Regions from separate parts of the Homo sapiens genome. Here region 1 is linked to region 2. A link is a contact called in ENCODE Hi-C or POLR2A ChIA-PET data. All regions are on one chromosome and are shown on one strand. Each heading gives the region's core, a stretch centred on a gene start or an enhancer-like site at or near the end of the contact. The rest is flanking DNA. Distances are from core to core; before and after follow the strand shown. Region 1 has its middle 8.6 kb from the start of TEX41. Region 2 overlaps ZEB2 (zinc finger E-box binding homeobox 2).

What was found. A loop is a pair of places that touch in the nucleus more often than their neighbours do. ChIA-PET counts read pairs that join two places held with the same protein, here RNA polymerase II (POLR2A).
Region 1: a loop to region 2 is called in a map of natural killer cell, with 9 times the contacts of the local background. The contact joins two enhancer-like sites. A Hi-C loop is called at or near these places in 1 of 168 maps with a recorded cell type or tissue (natural killer cell). POLR2A ChIA-PET finds 5 or more read pairs at or near these places in 2 of 52 experiments (MCF 10A and activated B cell).

What each region holds. Positions count from the first base shown.
Region 1 is chr2:144,656,463-144,662,212 of GRCh38, reverse strand. No RefSeq gene overlaps it. Among named protein-coding and RNA genes, the nearest start is that of TEX41, 8.6 kb to the left of the region's middle. Within about 2 kb of position 2,357, at least 9 of the 41 ENCODE cell types and tissues checked have a DNase peak (open chromatin) inside an H3K27ac peak, as active enhancers do; they include natural killer cell, where a contact is called at or near this core.
Region 2 is chr2:144,460,182-144,466,107 of GRCh38, reverse strand. The region is part of intron 2 of ZEB2 (zinc finger E-box binding homeobox 2); the gene reads left to right. Among named protein-coding and RNA genes, the nearest start is that of ZEB2-AS1, 56 kb to the left of the region's middle. Within about 2 kb of position 4,672, at least 12 of the 41 ENCODE cell types and tissues checked have a DNase peak (open chromatin) inside an H3K27ac peak, as active enhancers do; they include natural killer cell, where a contact is called at or near this core.

The DNA.
Region 1 (5,750 bases), core at 1,108-3,607, 200 kb before region 2:
TTGAATCTAATCATACATTTAGATATCAATTTACAGGAAATAGAAAAGACTGAGGAACATATCAAAAGATAACACAGAAATTTAATCATCAAAATCAGAAAATTCACAGGAAAAAATGGCCTAGTTTCTTCACAAGAAAGAAAGAAAGAAAGAAAGAAAGAAAGAAAGAAAGAAAGAAAGAAAGAAAGATGGAAGGAAACCTGTAGAGTAAAAGAGACTTAAGACACATATTCCCCAATAGCTTTCTATGGACCTTATTAGGATCGAGATTCAGACAAATTTTTAAAAAAATATGTATATGAGGCAATTGGAGAAATTTAAACATTGACTTGCTAGTGAATACAATTAAAAATTTTTTGTTAATTTTTAGATGTTTTAACATTATTGCATTTGCCTTTTAAATTAAAAAGGCCCTTAATTTTAGAAATACCTTTGGAAATATTTGCAGATGAAATTGAACAAGATTTGTCTCAAAAGAATTTTGTTAAAACAAGATTAAATGAAGATACAGGTTAGACTAGATTGGCCATGAATTGATGGTTGACTCTTGATAGGAATGTAGAGATCCATCATACACTTCACTCTATTTTGGTATATTTTTGAAATATATATATAAATTTCAATAATAAATTCGAAAAAATTTATTACTAATATAATAGCAGTAAGTCTTTTAAACCACTTCCTTTCCCTGGCTCCTCTCGGCCTCCTCAGCTGTGGACTCTTGACCCTTTGTTAAGCCTAGCGTTCTCTTTTAAAGGCTCAATAGAAAATCAACCATCCAAGGATATCCTTCACCAGGAAAAAGGGATCATCTGAGCTCTGGGACTGCCCTTGCTTTGATTATCATCCCCTCTCTTTCTGGACAAGGTAGTTCCTAACCAAAATGTAGTTCGGCTGACTCTGAAATATGCTGGCAGAAGGCATATATTTCAATTCTGCCCTTAGGCAGCCTAAAAAGTGCACACCCTGCAAAACGATTAAGATCACTCCCTGTCACACTCCTTCCTCATTTTTCAACTTCACTTTTTATCATCCTGCATTTTGACATCAGGGACATTTACAATGATCAGCAAGGACACAGACATTCTCCATGGTAACTGTAAGTTTACTTGTTTATTTAGAAAAGTCCAGAGTCAATGGCATGCAAACTCAAACAGGGCCTTAGAGAGCACTAAGTTCAGTTCCCTCACTTCCCAGGGGTGGTAAGTTAGGCTCCAAAAGGTAAGGGGCTTGCCCAAAACACATACAAAAAGGAAGTGCCTGACCCGGGCACTCTAAAATCACAAACACAGCTTTCCTCTCCAATCTCTATACTCAAGAACAGAGGAGGACTCAGAACTATAATTGTGTGACTCACATCAGTCAGTGTCTCTGAAATATACAATCCTAAGCAATGTAGTTAAGCCTCCTAAGTCCACCTCCTCTCCCCTACCTGGGGAGATCAGCATTAATGATGAGCTGAGGTAAAAGAGCTTAGAGGCTTGAAGGGGCCACAAAGGGATTTGCAGTGCAGGGAGGGCCACATTCCTGAACTTTCTCCTCTCCTGGAAGGTGCCTGGTGTGCTTCGAACCTACAATGTCCATCGCTTCTTTTCCTTTGACCTTCTCTTAGTTCTTGCACAGTTTTCTTAACTTTATTCATAGTTTTAAAGAGTCTCGGGGTGTGGGGGGGTTACTAGCTCATATTTTAAACCCTCTCTTCCTACAACTTGACACTAAACAGATACAAAGATGAATAAAATTACCATCCTTAATTAGTGCTTTTGCCTCAGTCATTCCTAAGCTGAAGCCATTGGCTGACCACTAAAAATAATGTTTAAACAAGGTCTTCTGTGTTAATTTCCCATAAATGTATTTTAAAATGCTCCCATCCCATTCTATAAGTTTTATGGTTTTCAAAGAAAGCCATGTCCAAGAACAATAAGTCAGTTGCCCAAGGTCTCAGAGGTGTTGGGAACATAACCAAGAGCTAGCCCAGGGTCTAGCTGACCCCAAAGCCCATGCCTTCCAAGCAGCACAAGAGAGAGGAAGGCACCATCTAGGTGTCTTTCTTAGCTCCGAGGGAATAAAAGTCTTCCCAGGAAGGGACCAGCAGGACCTGAAGGCTGTTCTTTAAGTCCCCTTCAGGATCCCACGGTGAAAAGGTCAAAATACGTTCTGTGCTTTTCACAGATAGAGTTGTAAAATGGCTGTGGGAGAACAGCCTCGGAGTGAACCTGACATTGGGTGTGTGCAAGCGGTTCATGACTCTGCGGTTGAGTGTACATGAGTCACCCAGAACACCGCGAGGCTCCAACATAAACCATGTCCTCAGGCCTCACCCTCAGCCCCTGCCACAAGCTTATTCACACATGATGTGCTAGCCTGGCACCCAAAACCCCCAAATCATCCATGAGTCACAGCTCATTACGTGGAACACTGCAGGCTTGCTACCCTGATGTTGGGCCATGATTTGCTTAATTGAACCAAGAAAAGGAGCGTGGGAAGTGAGGGAGCCAAGCTGTTACCTATGCATTAAAGAATATGAAGCAGGACCAAAGGCACCACGAAGAAAACATTCCAAGTTTAGCGCTCTCTCAAGGAGTTCAAGAGCTTCAGAGCCAGACTGCTGAATTTTAAGCCCAGCTCGGCCCCTTAGCATCTGTATGATCTGGGGCATGTGATTTCTGCCTCAGCTTCCTCATCAGTGAAATGCAAGTAAAAGAGCATCTACCATACAGGGCTTACCCCTGTTAAAACAGTAACACCTAAAATGTGTATATAAATAAAGGCAGGTTGAGTATCCCTTATCCAAAATGCTTAGAACCAGAAGAGTTTCAGATTTTGGACCTTTTTTTTTTTTCCTTTATTGCATTATGCTGGTTCAGCATCCCTAATCCAAAAATTGAAAATCTGAAATGTTTCAATGAGCATTTCCTTTCAGTGTCCTATCAGTGCTCAAAAGTTTCAGAATCTGGAGCATTTCAGATTTCAGACATTCAAATTAGGGATACTCAATTGTACTACTATTAGTATGCCATCAGAATACTTTTACTTAAAACCTTCTATGTCATTGGTATATAAACCATGAAGTTGAACTCATCAACTCATTGCAACAAAGATGATCATGGAACTGTAATTGGAGAGCTTTGTTTATAACAAGCTTGCTCAATGATTGATATCTGGAGATGGAAAACAAAATAAGTGGGAAACTGGTAAACAATATAAACTTTAATATTATCTTCAGGGAGTTTAAAATTATAATCTTTAATAAGTGATCTTTTCATATCATTCTAACTTAGAACTATGTCTAGGTATCTTTTCTTTAACATTTAGGTACATGAGCTTATTTATCTTCTTGCTAAAGTTCAAAATCTAATTTCTAACACAGGTTACTTGCTGTAATAAACTCTACAAGCTTTAAAATGACAGGTTGAAAGATACGATTTTTTAGAGTTATGAATTAATAGCTATATATGTCAAAGACTTTGAAAGGGCCAACTTTTTCATATTTATAGATATATTATTGAAATGATAAAAAGTGAACTGTGGAAAGAGGAAAGAACTGAGAACCACATATAATGAATCAAACATACTTAACAAGACATGTACAGACACTTTGGTGTGCATCTCTTTTATTACGTTACATTAATCAAATACTGTTAAAGACATCCATCTGAGCAAAGTGTCATGATGATATTCTATAAAAACATTCTTTTGAAAAGAGTCTGTCCTGACAGCCATATCAACTATATTGTTTTAAGTGATTGTCAGACCCACACTTCTCAGAAATTAAGACAATTTATGTATGTGCCTCTTGAGTTCTCTCAGCCCCACTGAGGCTAGCTTTTTAAAAGAAAATAATGTACTTGGAGAAAATGCACAAAATCTGACTAAGGAGTCATAAGACTCTGGGTGCAAATAATTGAAAAAAATATTTTAGAAGCATAATATCAATTCATCTAGTTTTAAAGTTTTCACAAATTATAATAGGGAATTCTGCTTATTTCACAAAATAATTATCTGACCTTAAGAGGATTTTTCCTAACATCACATAAACCTGATGGCTTTACACAGTGATGATGAGCTATTATTTCATTTTCATCCTGATAAACTACATAAGAATTGCAATTTTTATATGCAATTATTCATAATGTATGTTTGGATTTCCCTGTTTAAATTCTATTAGAGTCCTACTTTATGAAAAATCTATCATTTAATATTCTATTTAATACTGAGATGAACATACATAAAAGCAAACAGATGAAGAAGATGAGTAATATCTCAGGATCTGTAGCCATCAGACTATGAGCAAATCATAATATATTATTATAAGTCCCTTCTGTTACAGTCAGATATTTCAGAAAAATAACAATAATGTATTAAAAACGGAACTTCTCTGGTCTTTAAATAGCACAAGTAATTCAACTGATAAATCTAGATAATACTTATAGCTCTCTATACCTATGGTTTGGTTTTGCCTTTTCTAAATTAAACTGGATTTTCAAACTATTTAGGTGCCACATTCATTTTACCCTGAGAAAAGATATGTCAAAGAACTTTATGGCTAGAAGTTTGTCTTAATTAGCATACAACTGAACAATCAAAGTCTAAAAACTGAAAGCCAGCAGCTGAATGTAACACTGATTTTAATATCCTTATTTTTAGAGAGAATTTATTATAAGAAATTGATGGCAGGTAGAAAGAGGATAAAGGTGTCCATACACTGCTTAATCATCTATACATAAAATTTATTTGGAAAGAAGGACAAATTTGGCCAGTTGCACCTTTGCCTTCATATAGATTCAATTTTCTCTGTCAGTTTGAGAGAACAGTTTTTGATTTTTCTACTACCTGCCTTCTGTGGTGGGGGAGGAGGGTTGAGGTGAGCCAACTAAGGAAAAACAAACAATTATGGACTGGGCATGGTGGCTCACACCTGTAATCCCAGCACTTTGGGAGGCTGAGGTGGGCAGATCACCTGAGGTCAGAAGTTCGAGACCAGTCTGACCAACATGGCAAAACCCCATCTCTACTAAAAATACAAAAATTAGCCGGGCATGGTGGCGAGCGCCTGTAATCCCAGCTACTTAGGAAGCTGAGGCAGGAGAATCGCTTGAACCTGGGAGGCGGAGGTTGCAATGAGCCAAGATCGCACCATTGCACTCCAGCCTGGATGACAAGAGTGAAACTCCGTCTCAAAAAAAGAAAAAAGAAAAAAAAAAAACTTTTCAGTTTGATGTAATGTAACTAGAAACCTCTCCTCTAAAATTGCTGTAATTGCATAGAAAGAAAATCTAAAGTGTAGCCATAATTATTTTTTAGAATGCTTTGAAGCCACCTTAGAAATTTGGCCCTCTTACTGGAAGACATCTATTCTTTTTGTTCCAGTCCTTGGCACATGCAGAATGACCAACCTCACTTATTGCTGCCACTCCCATACAAACCTAAGAAATTTCCTTTATGCATGACTAACCCCTACTAACCTTCATCTGCTAAATGATTTCTTATCTGTATGTGAAAAAATAATAACCTGATTATTTAAAAAATTACTCTCATCATTTTGTCCAATAGACCAAGCCCAAAAATCAGAGGATGGCAAAGTTTTCCCTTCAGATTTTACATTGAGGAGCTAGATTTATTTTTCTCTATTTAAATTTTGAACATTTTTTTAAAAACTTATCGTCTAGTTGTGTTAGTGTTCCAGATGTCAAAATACGATTTTATTTGACGCTGTTTAAACTGAAAATGAGCTTTACAAAGAAGGCTTA
Region 2 (5,926 bases), core at 3,423-5,922:
GATGACAAAAGGCATTTGGTTGCGAAAAGAGAACTGGGTTTTGAGGGGTTTGTAGTGAAGGCCTAATGACTATTCATAAGAGATTTTCAGTCCGTTGATCCACTTGACTGGAAAGTTCTGCCCTGGAGAGTTAGTGCTGTCAGTTTCTCTCACCTCAGAAAGCCGCCGCAATCGACGGTGTAGAGGATGAGCGAGAAATTATCTAGTAGTTGCTCTAGGCCTGTCTTAGGTCACGTGCAGAAGGCACATCTGGCTTCCTGTAGGTACAACCTCAGGACATAAACTTTGACTAATTTTTAAACTATAAATATGTACGAGTGACACTGAATAAGTTACCTTTTATTCATATTTCCTTTATTTTAGAATGCATGCAAGTTGTGTAGTAAGCTGCCATTTTGGCCTTATTTTTCTTCCAATTTTAACTGTTACACACTTGCTTGTTAAGCTAAGAGTGACTGTTTATGAAAGTTGTCAAGGACCAAATGATAACAGTCTCCTTATGTGAAATCCAACAACTCTGTGTTTGCTGAGAATATGCCAAAGTTGCCCTGCAGGAAGCTCACCTGAAACAAATACAGAGTATATGATTGGATAGCGCTCTTGGGGGGTGTTTATTGCCCTATTTGGCAAAAGGCAGTAAGATATCAAAATGTACATACATAGGACTGGATACAAGGCTGCCACCACATCAAGATCTCTAGAATTGCAGAACATTGTTGCTCCAGTGTCTTCATAAACACAATCACAAAAACTACGATGAAAATTCATGCATTCAAAACAGACCAGTTACTGTCCACCATGGACCAGGCACCATCCTAGCTTTGGAGGAGACAAACATGAGGGAAGTAAAATCTCAGTGCTCATAGTTTACTGAGGAACAGACAAATAAGAAAACAGTTACACTACAACATATAAAGAGTTATGATTGAGTTGTATAATAGCACAGAGTTTAGAATCCAGGAAAGGGTTTTCTGAGAACTGTTGGGGTCTACAAACGGGGTAAAGATTTCTTATACGAGCTACTCTTTCCATTGCCAAAGCCAAATTAGCTGGCGGAAAGGTGAGTTGGACAAGTGAGGTGTTTCTGTTGCATGTGGAATCTCAACAGAACAGTAGTGGCCAGCAATTTCTGTACATATTTACTCTTGGAAAGTGCTTCTCCATGTTATCTTATCAAGAAGCTCACCTAATCAAAGGTAAACACATTTATCGCCTCATTAAGGCTTGTTTTATGGCCACTTCGATGTCATGTTTGAGGTAGAAGTACCTGTCACAGTCTTTGTCTGGAATGTATGTAAAAGGGATTTCATGGACACTGCAGAGGTTTTAATCTTTCAATATCAAAATAATTTAATGCATAATATGTATTTGAGAAGATGTCACTGGTGATTCCTACTTGTGTACTGTGTGTACTGAGTTTTGCTGACACATTTGCTAGAGCTGTCAAGGTGGACCAAATGAATGGACAGATGCCAAAAAAACAATTATGCTTATTAATGTACATTGATTGCTTGTTTAGGTTATAAAACAAATTAAAAAAAACCATTAGTATTTAAACCCTTTTATAGCTGAGCTAATGATTGCTTGTAATATAGTGTCTGGTAAAGAATATTCTATAATACCTGTAAAGCCCAGCTATGTTATCTAATTAGTAGACTTTGATTTAAGTGGCTGTAATTATGGAATTGAATAGTTGCCTTTCTAAATAACCAAATGGTAGATTTAAATATATAAAGATGTTGACTTGATTATTTAATATTTGTAGCAAAGACAAACCACCTAAATAGAGAGATTAATTCCACATCAGTGCAACATTAAAAGGGAGAGAGGATGCCAAGAATCCCATTAATTTGGGATATAAGTGTCTGAAATTTCCTCAAAACATTTACGCCAAGGAATACCAACAAGACAATATCAAGCAGCTCTCCCTAAGGATAGAGAGGTAAGGCAAACATGATTTTAAACTGCACAATATCACACAGTAAAATTAAGGACAATGTGTTCCACCAGATGCTAAACACAGCCATTTATCGAGCTACAAGGTTCTAGACTAAGTAAGTGTTTTGTATACATATTAGCTCCATATTACCTCCATGACCTCTTTCCCCATGAAGCCTTCCCTGAGCCTCAGTATCCACTCTTTCCTGTACCATGAATCCATTTTTCTTTTACTTTTTCTTTTCTTTCTTTCTTTTCTCTCTCTCTCGCTTGCTCTTTCTTTCTTTCTCTCTCTGTCTTTCTTTTTTTGTTTTTTGTTTTTTGTTTTTTGTTTTTTGAGACAGGGTCTCACTCTGGCACCCAGGCTGGAGTGCAGTGGCACAATCATGGTTCACTGCAGCCTTGACCTCACAGGCTCAAACCATCCTCCTGCATTAGCCTCCCAAGTAGCTTGGACCACAGGCATGCACCACCATGCCCAGATAATTTTTTTTTTTATTTTTTGTAGAGACGGGGTCTCACTATGTCACCCAAACTGGTCTTGAATTCCTGGGCTCAAGTGATTCTCCCACCTCAGCCTCCCAAAGTGCTGGGATTACAAGTGTGAGCCACTGCACCCAGCCCATGTTTTCAATAAAGATGGTGCTATTTGAAACTATGGCATGTCACGTGTATATTATTTTATTTCACCATGTGTTTAAATGAGATAACCAGGTGCCAAGAAAGCTTCAATATTTGCTTAAATAGCCAATGTGACGGAGAATAGGTAACCTCTTTTCTTTTTTTTTCTTATGATTTGCTTTGGCTATTAGTTTTGAAACATACATGTTATATTCCCAATTAGATCTCGTTACATCCTTCACAGGCTGTCCAAAAATTTCCATACTTCTAACAAGAACTTCGGTTGACTGAGTTTATATTATATAGTTTTTCTGTCCTTTGCCCTATTTCTTTCAAGGCCTTTGAGTCAGAAGCATTCAGCACCACGGCGTACGATAGCCACCATTTGCTTTGCCCTTTTAACTTTGGGGGTTACTTCTGACCATAGTCCAACTGCTCAGAAGGGCTTTTTCACAAATTGTTTACCGTGGCAGTTGCTACCCTATTGGGGTTTGCATTCAGAACCCATAAGCAGAGAGCAATGGTGTCAGTATAACAAATAATGTGTACAATTTTTTAAAATGCTGAATTTACCAAATCCCCATATTATGTTTTCACACTGCTCTTTCAGAAACTGTGCTAATACAATACTCCTATAAACTGATCTTGGTCCTGGCAGGCCCTGTTGGAACTAATGGGGCCTGACAGTTCTTCAGTTAAAAATTATACATGAGGGCCACTTTCCCTTAAATTATCTATTGTATGCCAGCTGTTCACAACTGCACTGCTTCACTTTCTTTGCAGTGCTAGAAATGTCTAATTTTCTCATAATATCCATAGCAACTATTCTCATGGAGGGCATTGAAGTTAGTAAGACTTCAAACACACCTTCACAGAAATCATGCTAGAGTTGCAGTTTCCATTTTCTTTAATTTTTTGGTTCTGAAAAATGTTTAGATGGCTCATTTTGCCGGTTTCATGCCATAGCACTTGAGTTATATCATAATTTCTCATTTGCTGCACAACTTTATTCTATTTTTATGCTCCTAAATGACGCAGCTCTAAGTACCCGTGAGTGGCACTTCCGTGCTGTGAGTGCTATCAAAGGCAACCTCAGATGGATAAAACTCCTGGTTTTTTGTTTTCTTTTGTTTTTTGTTTTGTTTTTGTTTTGTTTTTGCTGGGGAGGGGAGAAGCGGAGTCATCACCAAGGGCCTTCTTTTGTTTTTCAGGCATGTTAAAACTGTATAACCAACAGAACCATTTAAAAGGAAGAAAAACATCACCCAAGTTCCGTGTCTGAATGAAGGCTGTCTTCTCAAATGCTCCTCATTACTCCAGAGCAGTTATATTTGGATTATAATTAAAACGAGGCTTCTTTTTTTTCTTTTATTCTTCTTTTTTCCCAGAATGCCTCAAGTGAAGTATTCCTCCCAAAGTTATTGCACCTCTTTACTAACAAGTGCTGGGATTTTAATAAGCCTGTCCCCCCTCCTTACCCTGTACAGAGGAAAGGATGGCAAAGAGTGGCTGTGGTACAAAGGTTACATATTCAGTGATATTTTCTGCTTTTATTGGTAAAAATGGGGAGGTGGGTGGAGGATTTCCTTTAATTATGAAATAAGTGTGATGTTAGTAGTTATTTCTGTAACCTGGTGAAAATGCTGCATATTTCAGGCCTAATTTTTAGCATATGTTACCACGTGTGTAATAAAACGGTGATCTGCGCTCTCCGAATCTTTTGGCTGTTAAGGAGCACTCTGATTATAACTAGTTGCTGTAGAAACCTGGTCATCCAGATGCTTATCAAGAATGCATTATTATTTTTTAAACCTTGGTGGAGAAGCCACAGACTGCAGCAGTTGGACAAGGTCACATATCGATGGAAGTGACATGTCTTTCCTCTTTCCATTGTGTGATCGTCCAGGGCCTGGGGGCATTAATATGCAACGGTTCTGTTTTTCTTTCAGAAGGACTTGTAAACTCTTTAAACAGAGGCACACAGTTGCAATTGTTGCGGTACTGAGTGGGTGTATAGAAGCTAGGGCTGCAGCCTTGTCCAGTTGCAGATAGAATAAAACTGACAATGATGCAATGGGCCTGGCATGTAGACAACTCTGTGGGATGGATGAATGGTGCGGCTCTCGCTGTCCCTCCGGTGGTGGTAGGCCCTGTAATAGCTAGCGTAGGAAGGGTGGTGAAAATTGATATGCACTATTACTACACGTATAAAACTTAACACTGGGGCCATTGCACAGGTGGGGGGTTCCTGTTTATTGATTTTTATGAGTTTGTTAGAACATGCGCTTAATGCTTTTATACTCCGGGAGCTCTGGGAGGGCTCACCTTAGGTAATAAACCTTTCCGTACTTTGCAATCGCTCACAATTTACATGGGGACTCACATTATCCAGTACAAAGCCCAGCATTCCCCTTCTACTTGGTTTTAGGAGTGTGATAAAAAAAAAAAAGAAAAAGAAAAGAAAATAACTATAGCACTTACTTTGAATTTTTTGAAAACCTGTCCACTCCCGCTATGAAAATGGCCCCTAATTCTAATTACTCATATTTCCAAGAAAAATTAGTCACACAAACTTATGTTATGTGTTGTCTCAGAGGTTGAAAGCAAATCAGGTTTCCAATAAGACAGTACATCAAACAAAGTAGCATGTTCTTGATGCCGATGACTTTTTTTTAGAATTATGGTTGGACATTTTTGGCAGACAGATTGTCTTTTGCTCTATCAAAATGACAGTTTCTTTTGTAACTGCAACATTCATAATTAGAAGGAGAGAAGCAATCTGCCCAATTTAATATACTAAAAGAAGTTTAGAGTCTCTGCTAGTAATTTCATTATTTTTAAATTTGAATTAATTGACTTAAAATAATACAGTTAAGAAGTATAACCAGCAGGATTATGGAGAAAGGTTTCTTTTTCCTTAAAAAAAAACAGTGCTCTCAGTGTTACACTTAAGATGAGATTGAAATTTTCTTTTTTACGCCAGGTGCCCCGTTCTAAGATTCAGAGCAGCAATGTGAATATTCATCCTTGCAGTGGAGCTGAGAGAAGTTGTAGGGCAAATCCTGGGAACAAGGTCACTTTAAACAAAAAAGTTCTCCAAGTTTCCCATGCTTATAAGGCTGGCTGGGCTTAATTAAAGTCAATGGATGACCAAAAAATAAATAAATAAATAGAGAGAGAGAGAAAGAAAAGAAAATGAAAGAACAACCACCCACCCCATATCAGTCTCTTTCTAGGCCTCACTTCACATTGTATACCTTAGCCGTTGATGTTCAAGCTCTTTACATAGATCAAGAATAATATTTCTTAAATCCCTTAACAACACTGACGTGTCCATGGTTTAATCACTCTTCCCCAGTCCACATCT